4 separate regions of the Homo sapiens genome follow, and regions 2, 3 and 4 are each linked to region 1. A link is a loop called in an ENCODE intact Hi-C map of the cell type or tissue named here. Cell type or tissue: PC-9. All regions are shown on one strand. Region 1 overlaps LOC105374511 (a long non-coding RNA gene). Region 2 has its middle 270 kb from the start of SLIT2. Region 3 overlaps LOC105374511 (a long non-coding RNA gene). Region 4 overlaps LOC105374511 (a long non-coding RNA gene).

The links. Peaks named below come from ENCODE experiments on the same cell type or tissue, not always from the same donor. Only the 100,000 strongest peaks of a DNase experiment are listed, where the experiment ranks them.
Region 2: it touches region 1 in a loop (14-fold over the local background); 3 of 110 quality-filtered maps call a loop at or near these places.
Region 3: a loop joins it to region 1, with 4 times the contacts of the local background. A loop is called at or near these places in 2 of 110 quality-filtered maps.
Region 4: a loop joins it to region 1, with 7 times the contacts of the local background. A loop is called at or near these places in 4 of 110 quality-filtered maps.

The regions. Positions count from the first base shown.
Region 1 is chr4:19,737,286-19,742,285 of GRCh38, reverse strand. All of the region lies in intron 2 of LOC105374511 (a long non-coding RNA gene), which reads right to left. Among named protein-coding and RNA genes, the nearest start is that of LINC02438, 280 kb to the right of the region's middle. In PC-9, no CTCF peak of the experiment used is centred here; DNase peaks (open chromatin) are centred at 2,685 and 3,075; H3K4me3 peaks cover 744 bases; H3K27ac peaks cover 2,084 bases.
Region 2 is chr4:19,981,236-19,986,235 of GRCh38, reverse strand. No RefSeq gene overlaps it. Among named protein-coding and RNA genes, the nearest start is that of SLIT2, 270 kb to the left of the region's middle. In PC-9, no CTCF peak of the experiment used is centred here; no DNase peak of the experiment used is centred here.
Region 3 is chr4:19,485,016-19,490,015 of GRCh38, reverse strand. All of the region lies in intron 1 of LOC105374511 (a long non-coding RNA gene), which reads right to left. Among named protein-coding and RNA genes, the nearest start is that of LINC02438, 31 kb to the right of the region's middle. In PC-9, no CTCF peak of the experiment used is centred here; no DNase peak of the experiment used is centred here.
Region 4 is chr4:19,687,550-19,692,549 of GRCh38, reverse strand. The region is part of intron 2 of LOC105374511 (a long non-coding RNA gene); the gene reads right to left. Among named protein-coding and RNA genes, the nearest start is that of LINC02438, 230 kb to the right of the region's middle. In PC-9, no CTCF peak of the experiment used is centred here; no DNase peak of the experiment used is centred here.

The DNA.
Region 1 (5,000 bases):
CTGCATTTCTCCAGGCCTGACCAGTCTTTGGCTATTTATGAGATATTAATTTCAGTACTGAACCCATATATTGCTGACTTTGGCCCTTGCTTGCTCACATAGTTCCCAGCAAAGTCTTCTCACTTGTGTTTGAGAGTCCAGTTCATGAGCTTGTGAACGTGTCTGTCATCAGGCGCACCTCCCAGAGTTTCTGTACTTAGTTCCCTTCCTTGCTGCAGCTCCCTTGTGAACACTCACTGCAGTGTGGATGTGAAGGCCCAGCACACTGTTACAGACGTGCTCTCGGCTGATGTTCCTTGTGGCTTCCCATATGCCACGGGACCACCCTCCCTCCTTCCAGGTTCTATTCTACAGGGAGAATACCCATGAGGGGCCAAACAGGAAACACATCATGAACTTGTTAATACTTTGATTGAAACATGCAGTTTTCACGCAAGGCTGAAGCGGTGGTCCCATCCATCATTCTGTTATTTAAAATACTGGATCCCCCAATGAAAGACTGATGTTATTATGCATTGAACTTTAAGTGGAGAAGTTTGAACAGAGAGAGCAGACCAGCAGGAAGCCATGGTCAGTCTGCTTAACACATGGAAAATGACTTCAAAATGACCACATTTTTCACTAAGAATGTGCAGTTCAAGACACACACACACACACACACACACACACACACACACGGAAAAACAAAGAATACACAGGAAGGTGTGGCCCACTGCGTTTGTGGTATAGAAATTGTACATAGTGGTAAACACAAACCAAGTGATGCCAGGCTCTCACCATTCCTATCCAGCAGATAACAGCCTTTTAATAAGGAAGACTTGCAAGAAAGGGGGTGATGAAGAAACAGAGACACTCTTGAAATATCCCTTCCTACAGAGGGTACAATTGCTGCTGAAAGGTTCTTCTTCAGGGAAACACGAGGACGTTGCCAGTGCCTCCAATGCACACATTGCCAATGTCCTGCAGGTCTTAAATGGCAGATGTAAAACTCTAATTTTCAACTAAATGGGGAGAATAGTCTTCTGTCCATTTGAGTGGTTATCACCCCTGCCCTGAAGCAGCATATATTTGTATTAAGTATCTTAAAGTGTCCTCTGTAAAAGGACTATTGGAGCCTCCTCTCCTTATGGCTTGGATCTAGTCCTCATGGCCAGGCAGAGGCCTGACGTAGTCATCAAGGTTTCCTTGCCTCCCCCAAGGGAGAGAATCATTGGTCTTCTCCTTCAATCCAAACGACTATGGACTACCTGCAAATCAGCTCATTCAAACAAAACCCTCCCAGTACTTCCCTTTGCCTGAAACCTGTGGTTATCAGAGCCTAACATCAGACAGAGATGAGCTTGTAGCCAGCGCTGGGATACTCTCTGTCTTCTCCAGGCTAGCAGTGTGTTCTGAATTCAGTCTTTCTCTGAATCTGGGAGTCTCTCCCTACTCTTCTTAGATCATCACTATTTTCCATTTCTCTTTGCTCCCTCCTTAATTCTGTTATGTCATTTACCATGCCCTCTGCCTTACTTGGGAAAAATGCATGCACAAACCCAAAATTGGAACAGTTTTCAAATCAGAAAATGCTATTTCTAGGGTGATTTGTCATCTTTAATTATTTACTTCAAAACCTATATAATACTCCTTCTACTCTTGCTTGCTTTGCTGGTTTACTGATTATTTATTATCCAGTACCTGCTATCTGCAGTCTCTGCAAAAGATGTTCAACATACACATAATGTAGCTCAGACCCTGCCCTCAAGACACTCACACTTAACTACAGACAATAGTCAACAAATATTTGAAATCAAGTATGATGGAATATATGACTGGGATATAAACCAAAGAACTAGTTAGTCAGCATATACTGAGTTCAAATTCCAGCTCTATTTTGTACATGTGATGCAATTTTTGGAAAATTATTTATACTCTCTGTGCCTCAGTCTCCTTACCTGTAAAATGGAGATACTGTTAGTACCTCCTCCATAGGGTTGTTGCTAGGATTAAGTGAGTTAATATATTAAAAGGGTCTTGTAATTTTGACTGGTCCAAAGTAAATGCAAAAAAAGCTTTGCTTTTATTAAATGGTGAAAAAAGTGGAGTGCGCGATAAAGTGAAATGGAGTAGGTGCTGCCCATGGATGTCTTTCCATAAAGAGGGACTATTCGAGTTGTGCTTTGAGAGAAGAGAAGATTTTGCCAAGTGGGTGAGGTGTGGAAGGCATGCCATTCAGAGGTGAGCATGTGCCAAAGGAGAAAATGTGAAAAGGCTCCTTTGAGCACCCTGCATAGAGGGATATGGCTGAAGTGTAGGGGAGATGGAAGGAAATTTTGGAAGGAAAGAAGTACGGAAAAGAGGCTGGGGCCAGATCTTAGAGGATTCACAGATGTCCTGGAAAGATGCTGGTATCTCACTCTATAGAAAACAGAATTTGAAGAGTGTTAAGCAGATTTGCTTTGTCAAACCATGACAGTGGTCTCAGGTAATGGTTTTTCCCTTTAAAAATAATGGGAGGGTAAAGAAGGTCACATATACATTTTCTTTCAAGGATTTTTTTTTCCCTTGAGGTGTGTCCATTTTCTTGTTTGAGGATTGACTCATGAAAGCCAGAAAATATCTGCCAATCATCTTGGGTTACATAAATGAACTGATTTTCTGGATATACTCATGTTTCAGATTGTTTTTCCTCTTCTCTCTCCAAAAATTCTGAGGGTTTCTCATCGAACTCTTTGCCTTGGTCATGTTTATTCTTCTACTTCCTTCTTGGCAAACATCCAAACCTCAGGGTAACCAGGAAGAGGCTAACAAGGTTTAGACATTATCCCTTCTGAAAAGCGACTCACAGATGAAAAGTATTTTTTCCTCCATTGGAATTATTATTCGACTAACATCGGATCCAGGATTTGTACTATTGAAAGTTACTAGAACTCTGTGGAAAACTGAGTGTGTGTAAGCCCTCTTTACCTTGCACAAAGTGGCGGTGTACTTGTGCCTGCAATGAGAACTTTCTCCCTCCCCAGTTCTCTGTTACTTGATCTTGTTATGTTTTTTCTTACCGTACAGAGACTGAGCACAAATTTGTGGGGCATGACTCATCATACACAATGCATCTCTCTGCTGTAATGCACCAGTGCTTCCACAACAACCAGGTTTTAGCGATATCAAATGCCATTACACAGTCAATGAAGTGTCAGAGAAACACAGTGGGATGACATTGTTCACAGGCAGATGGATCCCTGTTTTAGATAGCAGCCTCAGTCCTCAGGCCCAGGTGAGAGTGTCTGTGCCCTCCTTCATGCACACACGTGTTTGGCAGCAGAATTGTGGATGTCACATTCTTAATACATTTTCTTCTCTTTTTCCGCTGGCATTGAGTTCATATCTTTAAGGATTCATAGTTTTTTTTTTCTATTTTGAACTAGACTCATTTAATTTCTGTGAAACTTATCTCCTCCCACCTAACTCTGCTAAAAACAAAAGTTAACACAATAATTTATTTGTTTTTGTTAGATGTTTAAGGGTATGCACAAATCAGGGAGAAAAATTTTAGTGTCACTAGATATTGTATTTATAATGATGGCATGATCTTCCAAAAAGGGCCACGTCTTATTTTTCTACTAAGGAAAATATAGAACTGAATACATAGATACTCAATAGAGGTTTGATGAATGAGGAAATTAATTATTTCCCTGACTTTCTGGTTTATAAGGCAATCTACAGGTTAGTTGGCTAAACAGTCTATCCACCTCTAGGTCTGTAATACTCTTATCAAAGGGTCATCTAGCCTAGCTTGCATACTCTTAGAAACTTTGGCTCATTAACTCCCAGACACTAACCAGGATTTGGATAAATATGGTCATTATATAGTTCTTGCTTATATTAAAGTTCGAATGTCTCTGTTTTTTAATTATCAATCCAGACTATGTCTGTACTTTAGATAAATGATTAGCCTAAAAATCCAAGAGAGTTCTAAAATCCAGTTTTCTATCAGTGAAACAACCAAAGTGATCCACACTGTAGCAATGCAATATCAGTATTTCATTTAGTGAGCACTTATTCTCATACCTTTTCATTTGTGATTACCTATTATCTGTTAACAATTTGGAATTTATCTCTTCAGAATGTGAAATGTCTTTCTCCTGTTCTCAAATTTTTCTTCTGGATATTGCATAAATGTATTATAATGTCTTAGCTTTCTTTTCAGAATAGCAGTTTTATGTTTTCTACATAAGGAATGTGATTCATATTTTTCAGCATCTAACATCTCTATGAGAGCATGATGGTACATACATTTTTCTGGATTTTTATTGATTTTAATTGGACTGGCAAGCAAAGAGAAGCAGCAGAATCTAGGTGTTAAAGCCTGGTTCCATCTCTCTAAGTTAGAAGCCTGGTTCTGCCTCTATCTGTGAGAACTTAAGTAATTCCTTTTACTTCTTTATGCCTGCATTCTCTAATTTATGAAATCATTGATCTAAATAATGAAGAGCGAGAATTTCTCAAAGAAAATGTTGTTTATTTGGGAATAGGTGTTACAATGGGAACACTGGTGTCATAGTAAACTATGTGTGTATTCAGGGAGGTAAAGGAAAACAAAGGTTTTTTCAGGAAAAATAGAGTATTACCTAATTGTTTTGAGATAATTATCCTTGGTGGCAAGGAACAAAAAAAAAGGTGGCATCAGTCCAAAGTTGGACTAGCAGTTGCTGAGCAGTTTTTTGGTGTGTAAGGTAGTGATGGCCTTTGTGCAAGGTTGTGGTTTTTGTAGTCTTTTGTGATTGTTTTTGTTACTAGGCATTCATGCATGATAATCCTTCATGGCCTTCTCTGGCTCTGTTTTTTGGGTTTTTGTTTTGTATTGCTGTTAACACAAGTGAATTTATTTTGACTCTGACAACTTCCACAAAATGTTTAAAATACTAAAACTACCAGGGCCATATTGTGAGTATGAAACAATTTAATTGCCATGAAGTGCTTTTAAGAGTAACTATTTCAAACTAAGCAGTTGATAATGG
Region 2 (5,000 bases), 240 kb before region 1:
TTACAAAAGAAAGAGGTGTAACTGGGCTTACAGTTCCACGTGGCTGGGGAGGCCTCACAATCATGGTGGAAAGCAAGGAGGAGCAAGTCACCTCTTACGTGGATGGCAGCAGGCAAAGAGAGCTCCTGTATGGAGTCTCCCTTTTTAAAAACCATCAGATCATGTGAGACCCATTTATTGTCACGAGAACAGCATGGGAAAGATCCTCCCCCATGATTCAATCATCTCCCACTGTGTCCCTCCCACAATGCGTGGGAATTATGGGAGCTACAAGATGAGATTTGGGTGGGGACACAGAGCTAAACCTTATCAGGAATAGAGAGGAACTTCCTCAACTTGATTAAAAAAAAATTCTTACAGCTAATGTGATTCTTAACGGTGAAAGACTAAATGTTTTCCCTGTAGAATCAGAGTGAAGGCAAGGACATCCACTCTCAACCCTCTTATTTCACATAGTACTGGAAACTCTAGTAGACACAATAAGGTGAGGAAAAGAAATAAAAGGAATGCAGATCAGAATGAAAGATATAAATTTACCTTTATTTGCAGATAACATGATCATCTTACATGAAAAAATTCTACAAAATCTATCAAAAAAGCCTCCTAGAACATATAAATAAGGTTAGCAAGTTGATAGAACAAAATAAACACAAAAATCAATTGTGTATATATACGCACACACACACACTATATATAAAAAATTAGCACATAGAAACAAAAATGTAAAATGAAATACCATTTGCAAACATTTTTAAAATTAAATACTTAGCTTTAAATATAGCCAAACATTTGCAGGTCTTGTATGCTTCAAACTATAAAACACTGATTTAAAAAATCAAAGATCTGTGAAAAATGAAGAGACATGAACTTTACGTATGGATTGTGAGACTCACATAGCAAAGATGCCAAGTCTACCCAAAGGGATATACATGTCTAGTGCAATTCTTATCAAAATCATGGCATTTTTTTGTGGATATAGACAGGGTTATCTTACAACTTACACTGAAAGGCTAAGGAAGTGGAATAGCTAAACAAGTTTGAAAAAGATGAAGAAAGTGGGAAAAATTGCTTTACCCACTTTCAAGACCTATTTTATATAGATACCATAACCAGGTCTGTATGGTATTGGCAGAGAATTAGGCTCATAGGTCAATGGAATACAATAGAGAACCCCAGAAATAGGTCCAAACATATATACCCAATTGACTTGTGCCAAAGGAACGAGATCAGTTTAACAGAGGAAAAATCGCCTTTTCAAAAACCGATGCTAGAACAGGTGAACTTCCATAGGCAAAACAAAAACAAAAACAAAACAAAACAGAGAAATAAAAAAAAAACCTGATCGATGTCTTATACTGTATTAAAAAATTAAGTCAAAATGAAATAGAGATGTAAGTATAAAATGTAAAATTATAAAACTCTTAGGAAAAAATACGGGGAAATCTTTTTGGATCTAGGGCTAGGCAAAATCTTAATACCAAAAACATCTATAAAAGGGAAAAAGGATAAATTGTACTTCATCAGAATTGAAAACGTTTGCACTGCAAAAGAGTTGTTAAGTGAATGAAAAAATATACTACACAGTTGGAGAAAGTATTTGCAAACCATACATCCAACGTAGGGCTAGTATCTAGAATACATAAGAACTCTCAAAACCCTCAGTAAGGAAAAAAAAATCAATCTAATTAGCATATACGCAAAAGTCATTAAGGGACATGACACTGAAGAGGATATATAGGTGGTAAATAAGCACATGAAAATATATTTTTCATTATGAGCCCTTAAGAAATGCAAAATAAAACTCCAATGAGGTAACACTGCATTCATATCAGAATGGGTAAAATCAAAAAAACAAAATAGTGACAATACCAAATGCTGGACAGTATGTGGATAAAACTGAATCATTCATACCCTGGGGTGAGAAGGTAAATTGGTGCAGCCACATTGAAAACAAATTGATACTTTCTTAAAAATCTAAATCTGCAATTATTATACTACTCCACAATTGTACTCCTAGGTATTTATCCCAGAAAAAGGAAAACTTACGTTTATGCAAAAAATCCATACATGAACGTTTATAGCTCCTTTAATTGTAATAGCTATAAACTGAAAACAACCAAATATTCTTCAACAGGGGAAAGGTTAAACAAACTGGGGCACATCTATGCCATGGACTTGGTACTCACTAATACAAGGAAATGAGCAATTGATACCCGATATAACTTACGTGAGTCTCCAGAGAATTAAGCTCAGTAAGAAAAGTCAGTCCCTGAAAGGTTACATAGTGTACAATTCTATTTGTGTAACATTCATTAAATGAAAGAACAGATTAGTGGATGTCACGTGTTAAGAAGGGGGTGGACATACAAAAGTATAGCCTTTTATCATGGCTATAAGAGACAATAGGACGGATGCATGTGGTCATGGGAATTTTCTATCTCTTGACTGTGTTGATGTCAATATCTGGTTGTGATATTACACTATAGGCTTGAAAGATACTACCACTGAGAAAAATTGGATAAAATATACCTATTGTCTCTCTATAATTTCATAATATCATGTGATACATTTTCTAAAATTTTCTCAGAATAAGAATTATAATTAAAACACCACATAGTATGTACTTAGCCCATAGTAGGTCCTCAAAACACACTGAGTTGTTAAAGGTTGTACCTTATTGAAGATTATTCCTGTGCTTCTGCTCAGGATGTAACAGAAGGAATATGATATTTCTGTTCATCTCATGCAGTTTTCTAAGCCTTTTCCAATTCTTTTTTCCCAATCACTTGGCATTTCTTTGCCATATATTAGCACATGTAAATGTTTTTCTGTACATTCCAGTATTTGTCATCTATGAGAACACTTGTTAAATGGAAATATTGAAAAATCACCCATGGTTACGTCTTCAGGCCTAACATGTGGACATAAAACAACTTTCTGAAAGGGCTTAGAACTGAAAAGGAAATGCCACGTCAGTGTGTACTTAGGATTTACCACAGTGTTCTGCATATTTTAAAGATTAGATACATATTATTGGAATGAATTTACTAAAGACTAGCATATTGTACATTTTCCATAAATGGTAAGTAGTGGTGGTAGTAGGAGAAATGTCAGTAGTAATAGTAATGTGTTAAGGGAGAGCACGGTCATTGCTAGAATAAAAACAATATCTCAGATGTCAAAAACATACTACATTATCATTATCCAAGCTGGTTAACACACCTATATTTTTCTCATCATCTTCTGTCGATGGACTTTAAACTACCAGCATTAGCATTTTACCTTTCTCTACTCTGCTCAGCAGTTAAGAATTAATATTCACCTATTTATGTACAAACTACTCATGATACCAAGGTTCTAGGAAAATGAAAAGTAACATTTCATTACAAAAATATGCAAGGTCTCTGTTCGAAAGATCTCTTAAAGTGATAAATCTCTACATTCTTCCTGATAAAGATGTTAACCAATCCGTATCAACAATGATTCTCTGAGTCACAGATGAGTGCTTTGACCCTAAGTGTTGCCAGGAATAAACAGGGTTTTTGAAATCACATTTCCAAGTGCTTCATGGAGTGTGTTAAATTATTATGTAGGCCTCACTAAATAGAAGCTTCAAACTTCTGAGCAATTGAATCGTTCCCATTTATCACCATAGTTCCACATAAGGCACTTACCCCTGCATCCGCTGGTAAACCTGTAGGGATTGCTCACACTTTTTTTCCTAGTTCACAGGTTACAGGGCCTGGACTGTACAATCCAACAGGAGTCTCTGTTTGAATGAAGTATTATCTTTTCGCCTCTGTGAACTATTGAGGAGGAACACAACATCTAATGGAAAATTGCTATAATATCCTTAAGGGAAAGATGTACCAACTTTCTAGAGGGGTATTTAATTAGGTTTAGCCAGATGGCAAATAATTCCTTTGTTTTTTCATAGCTTTCTTTTATAGATTTTGAGGAATTGTGGGAAACATTTAATAATACAACCAGCTCAATGCTTGCAAATATGCATGCTTCCATGATTTGAATTTTTGCTTTATGGTGTGGAATAGTACAGTCCCAAGTCACCAAAATATTTTTATCTTGTGATTTAATATTCCCATCTGATGAATGCTCATATTTAAGTTAACCTAGTGAGAACCAAACTGTTTTTTTCAGAAGAAAGAACATCTGTAACCAAAGATTAATGCAAAAATTGTCTAGATTTGGGTGGACATCATCAACTTAACACTCTAATTTTGCAAAGAACCAAACACTTTCCCTCCAGTAAAGTGGCTCCTCTCAAATTAAACCTCAAATTATTATGACCCAAGTCCTCTTGGTCTGAGCACCAAAGCCCAATCCAGATTTTGTTCTACTTCAATGCTATATATCCTTCCTCCTAAGAATGCTTCTTTGGATTCTACTATTTGTCCATTAGCTATTTCAACCTTATCTTTTCTGGTTTTCCTATTTCATTTGCTTTCTCATAGCCCACTGAATAAAAAGCTTCCCAAATTCTCCTTCTTTATTTACTGGAATAGATTACCTATTTTCTTCAAATTTGTGTCTTTCTTATACATTTCAAAACTTGAATCTTGATTCTAAACTTTATCAGCATTTGTTAATTTATTAATTAAACTGACATTTATAACATATCTGTGTTTCTAGTGCTATGGGTTATAGCAACTATATAAGATACATTTTTTTCTGCCTTTAGAAAGGCTTAAGAAACATAGTACATATAGTAAAGGGATTCAAAACAGCCATTCAAAACAATGCTTTAAAACAATGATTGGCAAACTGGCCCACTTGTCAAATCTGGCCCCCCACTTGATTTTGTAAATAAAGTTTTAACAGAACATGGTTTTGTCCATTTGGTTATATATAACCTAAGGCTACTTTTATGTTACAATAGAAGAGTTGAGTGGTTGCAGCAGATACCATATGGCCTCCAAACCTAAAATATTTATTATCTGACCTTTTATATTTAAAAGTTTGCTGATTCCTGTTAAGAAGAA
Region 3 (5,000 bases), 250 kb after region 1:
TAAGCATGATTACTTAAGTTTCCAGAAACACAATATTTTTTAACCTTCATTTTTTGAAAGGAAATTATGAAAAAGACTGTAATTATTTCTTTTTTTCTTCTAACTATAAGAGCTATTTGCAATTCTTTGAGGCCACCTCTTAAATCAGATGTATGTGTTTGTGTGGTGTGTGTGTGTGTGTGTGTGTGTGTGTGTGTTTTAATTAGAAAACATGAAAGCAGTCATTTCCTCTTTTGACTTTCTACTGAAAACCTCCACTGATCAGGCAATGGGAGAGTAAAACACATTTGCAAGATCAAAAATTGACTTTTTAAAAGTGAGATTCAATCCCTATGCATGCATAATTGTTAAAAAGTGATAATGGAAACAAATGACTTACTTCTTGTTATGTAGAGATCTAATTTTGGCAATCCTACAATCATCACATATTGTTCACCTGCATTAGTAGAAATTGCCAAAGAAAAACCTAATATATAAAAAATGACCTAAATTGTCCAAGAAAAAACTAAATTAAAAAAAACCTAATATAAAAATAGAAGATTTTGATTCCCAATAATACTGTAGAAAATAACAGGTATAAAGAAAATCAGCAACAACAAAATGCAATTCTTATTGTATTAAAGAAATATAGCGCTGAACTATAATGAGAAATGAATTGGTGAGGAAAAAAATGCATCTCTCTCAGATCCCATTCCATTTCCATGAAACATAAAGAGTGATTGCGTTTAACTGAATGCCCCATGAGCTATGAAAATCATTTGAATGGGAAATGTGTACATATAAAATTTACTCAGCATTTATATAAGCCTTCATGTCCCTAAATTGTAATTAGCATGCATTATTAAAAGATGCAAATACAAATTCCTGCTCTATAGAATATTTGAAGAAAAATTTAAACTTTAAAAAATCTACAAAGGTAAAAAATATTTTATAATTTCTTGCAAAATAGTATATATTAACTGCAGATATTCAGCAAGCCACATGGCCTCCTAAAATGTCATTTTTAATGAAGACACAGATAACTCATAAACATTTATAGTCTTGCAGCTATTCGATTCTGGTTGTCATATTCCTTCATTTGGCAAATATTCATTGGGTTTTTATTATATGCCAGACATTCTTCTAAGCACTGGGAAACAAATGTGACCAAGACACAATTTTTGCCCTCCTGGTATTTGAGTCTATGAAAAGGCAAATACTTTTAAGTAAATAGTTAACATACCTTATCTATATGAATATAATAAAGAGCATGCATGTTTTATCCAACAAAAATTCTTCATAGTATATAGATAAAAAATAATAACACAGATATGACATATGATTATTTACCCAGAGAATTTTTAATTGTAGTTCTAATTGTGCATTTCTTGGGACACTCTTCAGAATATATAAAAACTCAAATACACACCAGAGATTAGTACATGATTTTATAATGGGCATGGCCTTCAGCATTAAATTAACATGTTAAAAGCAACTGCTGCTGGAAAGTTATTGAATGGTATACATAAAATATTCATAGTGTTGCAGAAACAAAAGACCCTTTTCTGATCTTTCTCTAATAGAGAACACAGTCCTTGACAAAAATAAATAAATAAAAATGTCCAAACCTGTTTCTAAAAGAGTTTAACATTTTGCATTTCTCCCAGAAATGTGTGAGAATATCAATTGATCCACTTACTCTCAAAATATGTCATTGTTATTGCTGATGATTCTCCAGTTATGCCTTTAATTGTCATTTCCCAGATTACTGTGATAGACATATTTTCTAGTGCCTATTGACTATTTCTGTAGATTTTGTTGTGGAGTTTCTGGATTCTTTGCTCATTTTGAATCTTATTATCATTGATTTGTAGAAGTTACGTAAAATCCTCAATACCAGTTCTCAGTATGACATATATGTATTGCAAGTATTTTCTCTAGATCTGTAACATTCCTGTTATTTTGCTTAATGGAATCATTTTCTTAGAAAATATTTTAAGATTTATTTTAAATTTTTGATCAAGCCTAATTTGTCAGTTTTTTTGTTATTATTGTTTTTTGTTTCTAGTCTGGGATACTTTCGCATATTTCCAAATCACAAAGAAATTCTGATGTTCTCCTCTAAAAACCTTATGGTTTTAGCTTTTATGTTAAGGTCTATGGTGTGTCTTGAATTATGTTTTGTATATATTATAATGTAAAGATCGTCAAGTTATAGTATCTATTTATCCCACCGCTTGTCGAAAAGACAAATACTGATACAAATTGAATAATATTGAAAGCTTTGTAGAAAATTAAAGGACTGAATAAGTGTAGCTCTGTTGCTGGTCTGTTCATTTTGTTCCACTGATCTATTTGATGATTCTTACGTCACTATCACACTTCATGATCAGATAGCTTCACAATACCTCTCAAAGACATGCAGTATGAGATCTCCAAATTTGTTCTTGATACTTTGCATTTTCATATGGATTTTCAAAGTCATCATGCCAATTTTTCAAAAATCCTGCCAGAATTATATTTGTCAATGCATTTAATCAGCAAGTTAATTTGTGGAGCATTGATATATTAATCATATTAAAATGTCTAATCCATGAAGTTGTATATTACTCAAGCAATTTTAACGTGTCAACATTCTACAAGAATATTAATTTAAATGACTGTTTCTTAATGGTATCAATTATTTCTTGCCAGCATATTTCTAGTAGTTCCCTCCATACATTTTAAGACAAGGGCAATTAAAAATATGGACTGAATCTGCCCTCAAACTTGTTTTGCATGGTCTGCTCGGTGCCCTCTCCAATCTGTTGTAGGCCGCACTGTTCTAAAATTTCTTACAACCATTTGCTCTACACACATATGCTATTGCCATTGAAGGCATGAAAATTTGAGACTCTATGTTTCAGTTTCACAGAAGAATTCATTATTCTGTAAAATAATTATGTAGCTTCTGCTCCCTTGCCGTTCCTGCTTATAATGGTATTCCACACTTCTCAAACTTATAAAATACTACACATCTTTAAAGGTGAAACCAACACATTTTTTCTTTAGTGTAGCCTATCTTAAACAGCTCAAAGTTAGTTGCAAATTTTCTTTATTATGTAAGTATTTTTTATATCTTGAATTTATGACATGGCATACTTTATATTATATATGTTTATATGTTGATAATTACCTTTATTTTTTATTAAAACTTAGTATGCAAGAAATACATTTTTATTTTATCACAATATACAATAATATATTTTAAATATGTGCAAAGACAAACAGAAACATATAATGAATACTCTACACCAGTAGTTCTAAACCGGAGTTGATTTTTATCCACAGAACAAAACGTTTGGCAACATTTTTGATTGTCATAACTGGGGGTGAGGGGAAGGTTTGCTACTGGCATCTAGTGGACACAGGCCAGGCAAACTGATAAACATCAAAATGATCTGCAATGCCTAGGACAGCTCCACACAGCAAAGAATCCTGTGCCAAATACCAGTAGTGCAGGTGTTGAGAAACTCTGCGCTATACTGACCATTCAACTGTATCAGATGTTAACATTTCAACACATTTGCTCCAAATCTCCTCTCCTTTAAATAAGAAAAATATTATAAATATATTCAAAGGATTTCTTTACTCCTGATCTCATTCTTCCCTTTCCCACTTTAGAGATAACCTCTAACCTAAAACTGATGTGCAGGTAACACTGCATATTTGTATATTTTATTTCATATGTATTAAACACTATGTTTTGTTGTGTATTCATTATTCTTACATATCAGATAGAAAACTGTCGAATATCCTACAATTTCTTTCTTTCACTCAATATGTTTTTAATATTTATCAACTTTGATATTCATATGTCTGAGTCACTGGTTTTAACACCTGTATAACCATTATATGTCTTTTGCCCTTATTTTTTATCCATTAGTGTATAAGTGGACATTCTGTTGTTTTAAATTGTTCTCCTTGACAAAGAGGGCTGTGATAAACTTTATTATACATTTTTCTCTGTGTGGTGTACTGGATTGAATAGTGTCCCCCCAAATTCATTTTCACACAGAATGTTAGGACATGACTTTGTTTGGAAATAAGGGTGCTGCAGATGTACCAAGTTAAGACAAGGGCCTAATGGATTAGGGTGGACCCTAATCTAATAACTGTGTCCTTGTAAGAAGAGAGGGAAATTAGACAAAGAGCACACACAGAGGAGGACACCACGTGAAGACAAAGCCAGACTGGAGTGATGTGTCTGCAAATCAAGGAACGCCACCAATTGTTCACATCCACCAGAGGTAGAAGGGAGTCATGAAACAGACTTACCCTCAGAGTTCCACAAAGAACTATCCTTAATTTCAGATTTTTGGCCTTCAGAATTTTGAAAGAATACATTTCTACTGCTTTAATCCACCCAGTTTGTTTTAATTTATTACGGCAACCTTCAGAAGTTAATACATGTAGATACGTGGTACATTCTCTTAGTGATTAAATCAAAAAGTGGAACAGCTGGCTTATAGGGCATGTGCCTCCACAAATTATTAACTTATAAGACTTTCTCCACACAATAGCCTACCTTGTTATCATCATTGTTTAAATTTTGTAGATATAAGTATTTTATTGTCTGTATTCACCTTTCCGTGATTATTAGTAAATTTGTATACTTTTTCATAATTTTTATTCACTTAATTCTATTATTATGTGAAGTATCTAATAAATGCTTCAACCATTTTGTGTTTGTGTGTGAGAGAAGGGATGTTTGTTTCCAAAAACAACATGCAGAATGGTGTAATGTTTTGTGGCCACTAAATCTTTGTCTAATATACATTGCAAATATCTTCTCTGAGCCTATGATTCATATTTTGAATTTGTGTATTCATTTTGGTAGGAGTTATTTATTTTATTTACCAGAGTCTAATTTTTATGACTTGTTCTCAGTTTCTGTGAAATAATTCATTCTGCTACTAACAAAAATCTATCGTCCTACATGTTATTCTGAAAGTCTGATAATTTGATTTTAATATTTATAC
Region 4 (5,000 bases), 50 kb after region 1:
TCTTCAAGGATAGCAGAGGGAGGCGAAAATAGTTTCAGTTTCACTCTGTTTTAATGGTAAATTCTTATCCTTTTGCTGATGTCCACTATAAAATGACAATTCATTCTGCCATCATGTGAAATGAACCAACTAAATCAAAATATTTTTCATAGGGGAGTAGCCTAGGGAAGTGAAGGAAACAGCATGATGAACTTGTCATGCTGGGCTATTTTTGGATGGCCTTCTTCAAGGATCAGTATAAAGGTAACATTTACAACAAACCTGTCTTCAATGAGGCAGAAAAATATGCAGAACCCCAAGCATACTTAACAAAAGTAGCCAGCTCACTGCACCTGACTTAACTGTAAAAAACATAGATTTTTTTCTCCATGTCACAGTATCTACTAGGAAGAGTAATTAGGGGAAATAATGCTTGATTCATTAACTCATTTATTCATTATCTCATTAAAAATCTTAGAAGAACCCACGATTTGTTTTTCACTTATTCATTTAATCATTCATTTTTCTATCTTTTCAACAATCAATTTATACATTAATTTATTAACTCAGTCACTAATTCAACAAAACTCCATTGAATATCTTATCTCTGCTTTTATCATGTTGAGTATTGGAGGTGCAAAGATAAATCAAGTGCCTACATGATCTAGCATCCCACCTCTTGGTCCAATCTGTAGTTACAATAGAAGACTCTGTCTAGAGGACACAGAAACAGAAGTAGGATGTTTTGTTGATGCACTGTTGATCAGTTTCAATACTATAGGCAGGAAAATTGTGATGAGAGAGATTATCTGACTTCAGGCCACCCAAATGTGTGACTGCATCCTTAATCCTTGCATCTTCATTGATGAGCACAAGCTTTGGGGGAATTTGTGCTCAAAATTTGTGCTACATGTATTATTCTGTGATCAATTTCTAATTATGTTATGAGAACTAGAAAAATGTGTATTCTTTCCAGCCAAATTGATTTTTATCCTGGTCAGCATCACTGTGGAAAATATTGTATTTTGCCATGCCATACTGCTTTGGCTGCCAAAGTGTAAGGGCTAAAACTGATTTGAAATGGAGTGGCTAGACTTTTCTGCACTCTTGAGTAAGGTCAGAGTAGCTGTCACTAGAATGACAGGTTCTGGCTTTGTGTTCTCAAAAACAATCCTCACCATAATGACATAGCTAAGAGAGCCTGGTCTTTGTCTACAGTATTTATCAAATATATTTGGACATATAGCTAAGAAATACCTGGCCTTCTAATCTGTTGACCTTCCTAATGCGGACACCAATTGCACTTTTGAGACCTCATTCATTCCCATCCCAAACTACAATATCTCTTCATCTAATATATTTTCTGCTATTCCTCTATACCCATATTGGTCCATAACATTTCTTTAATCTTCAGATATTTTCAATGTCCTTTCCTTGCTCCTACTTTCACCTATTTTAGGTGAACAAATTTTGTTCCTGCCTCTGTCATTCTTTCAGTATTTCTTGAAGGACGTAAAACTAATAACACAATGTAATTTTTAGATAGTTGATTTATCATTCTCTCCTCTCCCCCTCATATATACACAGTCATCTAAAAGCTTGTTAGAGTCAAGAGAATTATATTTTATGTTTTGATATCTCACATTGCTCTGACCCTCATGTTGAATTGATGGATCTACGAACAGACTGTTTGAAAGTCTTTTTGATACCTAGTCAGATACCTCTATGACAATAATCCATGGATTACATCCCAGAGTTCTTTGTCCTCTGGAAAGCCCCCTGCACCTCTAATGCTGGTGATTCCAACACTCTCTTTGCTCCTCAGTCTCCCTCATATGCAGGAAATAGTTGAACTTCGGTGTGAAGCTATCAGTGGCCTTTAACAAAGGAGCAAAATAAGAGAACATACATAATAATAATACACCATATTATGTATGTTATTAAGAATGAGAGGTTGTAATCCTAGTTTTGGAAACAAGAAAGCAGACAGGGACACTAAGAAGGAAAATGAGAACCCAGAAAACAAAACAAAACAACAGAAAAAAAAATCTAACTGAATTCCTAGGAATATTGCATTGGTTAAATATTAATGGTGTTCCAGGCACTTCTAAGTACTTTACATATACTAACTAAATTAATTATCATAATAACATAATGTTGGCATCATGTCTCCATGAGAATACTGAGACACAGAAGTTAAGGTCACACAGAAAATAAGAGGTGCAGACAGAAATGGGCCCCAGCTATTTTACTCTAGACATCATATCCTAAACCACTAGTTAATATAGCAATACAGACAGGAAGTAGAATAACATGGTTATTATGGCTGTGCATGGAAGGTTTAATGTGAGTCTGGGTGCTTGCATGAATTTTGGGAGGAAAGTTGTGGGGGGAATGGTCACTGATATAAATTCTGCATTCATGATTTTAGTCAAGATAGCATAGAAAAAAACTTAGCTTCAAATATTTAAATGTATGGTTCAGAAAAAAACAAAAATAAAAAATTGACTTCCAATAATATTGGTTTTGAGACTCTGACATCACAAATAACTTTATGGTTGATATGATAATGAAAGGATCAGTTTCATTTGGAAAGCCATCCATAGATTACAAAGAACCAATTATTCACTTTGGCCAATATTAGACTTTAAATGATTAGCTTTTAAATCTGGACGAATATATTTGCCTTGAAAAGTCTGTAGTTATTTTCCAATGAGGTACAGAATGAGAGATAACAACAAACTGGAAAAAAAATTGCTAAGACATTTGTCACCAGTCCTCTCTGCAAATTGTGTGTGTATGTGTCATTCACCGAGAACGATTGTCTAGACTTTTGGTTCTGCTTTGGAAGCTAAGGAATGTATTGCATTTTGGAATTTCTTTCACATGGAAGGAATCCAGTTCCTGAGGACTGTTGACAATGGACAAATACTCTGCACAGAAAGACCATAAGGAATACTTCCATTTTCAGTTTGCTGAAATCACACTTGTTAGAAGCACCAAATGCAGATCTTTTTCTATGACTATGGCAAAACCTTTTTGGGTCAAAATACAAAGACTTGAAACCAATTTCATTTTAATTAGTTTAAGTGTATTTTTTACAGGACATATAGTTTTCCAAAAAATCTTCAGTGTTTTCTGCTTTGGAATATCAGATGGAAAGGAAGAAAGAAAGGAAGGAAGGAATGAAGCAAGGAAGGAAGGAAGGGAGGGAAGGAAGGGAGGAAGGGAGGAGGAAAGGAAGGGAGGAAGGGAGGGAAAGAGAGAGAAAGAGAGAAAGAGAAAGAAAGAGAGAAAGAGAAAGAGAGAGAGAAAGAGAAAGAAAGAAAGAAAGAAAGAAAGAAAGAAAGAAAGAAAGAAAGAAAGAAAGAAAGAAAGAAGGAAAGAAAGAAAGAAGGAAAGAAAGAAAGGGAAATTACTGTGTGTCATAGGAATGCCATGCAAGCAGAAACTGTCACACTCATTTTTATGATACTGGTTTATTGATATCTGGAGATCAATGGAAAAATCGCTTAGTGAATGGATGCTTGAATGAATGACACATGAATGAAATGCTTTTGTCTATTTTTGGAGTTAAATCAGTATTAGTTTATGAGATTCAGCAACTCCCAAATATTTCATTCCCATTTTAGATGTATACTAATCTTGTAAACATGGTGTACACATATTATTTGGAGATTAAAGGCAAATATTTTATTTCATAAATTATCAGCATAGAAGATGAAGATAATTGGTAAGTAGCATCTGCTGTGAAGATACTGAAGTTGGATTATAGCAGATGTAGTCAGAAGAAATTGAGGATGGATTCCATTTTCCTGTTGTTTGTTTTCTTGTGTTCCTTGTTTTCTTTTCATTTATTTCTTTTAGTTTAAGATTCTGTCATTCTCCTACTCAAAACCTTCGAATGGCTTCCCATCGGAACTATAATAAGCTCCTAACTCTAACCTGGCATAACACCACTTAATCTGGCCTCTGTACAAATCATTGGCTTTATCTCATTCCCCATCCTACCAGGCTTCGTATTTTCTCCACAGAACATTTGCACTAGCTCTGCCTGGAATTATCCTTCATCATCTTTATTTGACTGGATCCTTTTCCCTCTTCAGCTCTTCATTAATTCTTCAGAGACGCTTCCTTGAACACTCTCCAAATTAATCTGCTAGTCACTCCGTATCTTCACATCTCCTATTTTAATTCTACAGATATCTTGACATGTTGGAGATGCCACATGTTCACATTCTCACTGAGCCGGGGTGAGTTTGAGCCATCCCAGTCCTGGTACTCTATATGTAGGCAATGAAGCTCTCTTGGAAACCCATTCTCCAGCCCCAGTTGTTCTACCCTTCAGGTACTCAAATCATTCCATTGAGCAAAGAACCATCTTCACTGTGCCTTTTCAGAATCCCTTTATTTATTGTTGTATTGTTACACAGCAACAGATAAGGAAAGCATTCACTCACTGATCATTCTTTGTAATTATCCTGTTACTTGTATGTTTTAAAAAATGTCTATCTCCCTACAATTTTTCCAGCTCCATGATGGCATAAACTTTGTTCTGTTTACTACTGGATACCTCTTACCAGTATATATTTGCTAAAACATAAATTTTTATTTCATCAAACCCATTTGATGATTCTGAATATTATCCCCATTTTACAGGTGAAAAAACTGAATACTAAGAGGATTAAACATTTTCCAAGATTAAAGAAGTAATAAATGACACAATTAGAATTTGAGCTCATTTTACTTGGTATTTTTTTTTCATTATAATATTATAAAATAAATTGTTGGGCTATCTTGCTCTCCAAGTATAACTTCAGTGTTAAAATGTAGAGTGTTTAAGAGCACTGAATATGGAGCCAGCTTGCCTTGGCTTAAATTCTAACTCTGCCACATTTCAGCTGTATAGTCTTGACTCAATTTTCTAATTTGTAAAATGAGAGTTATAATTTTTTTAACATCGAGGACGGTTTGAGGAATACATGAGTGACTGTATCTCAAGCATTTTGCCAGTGGCGGCA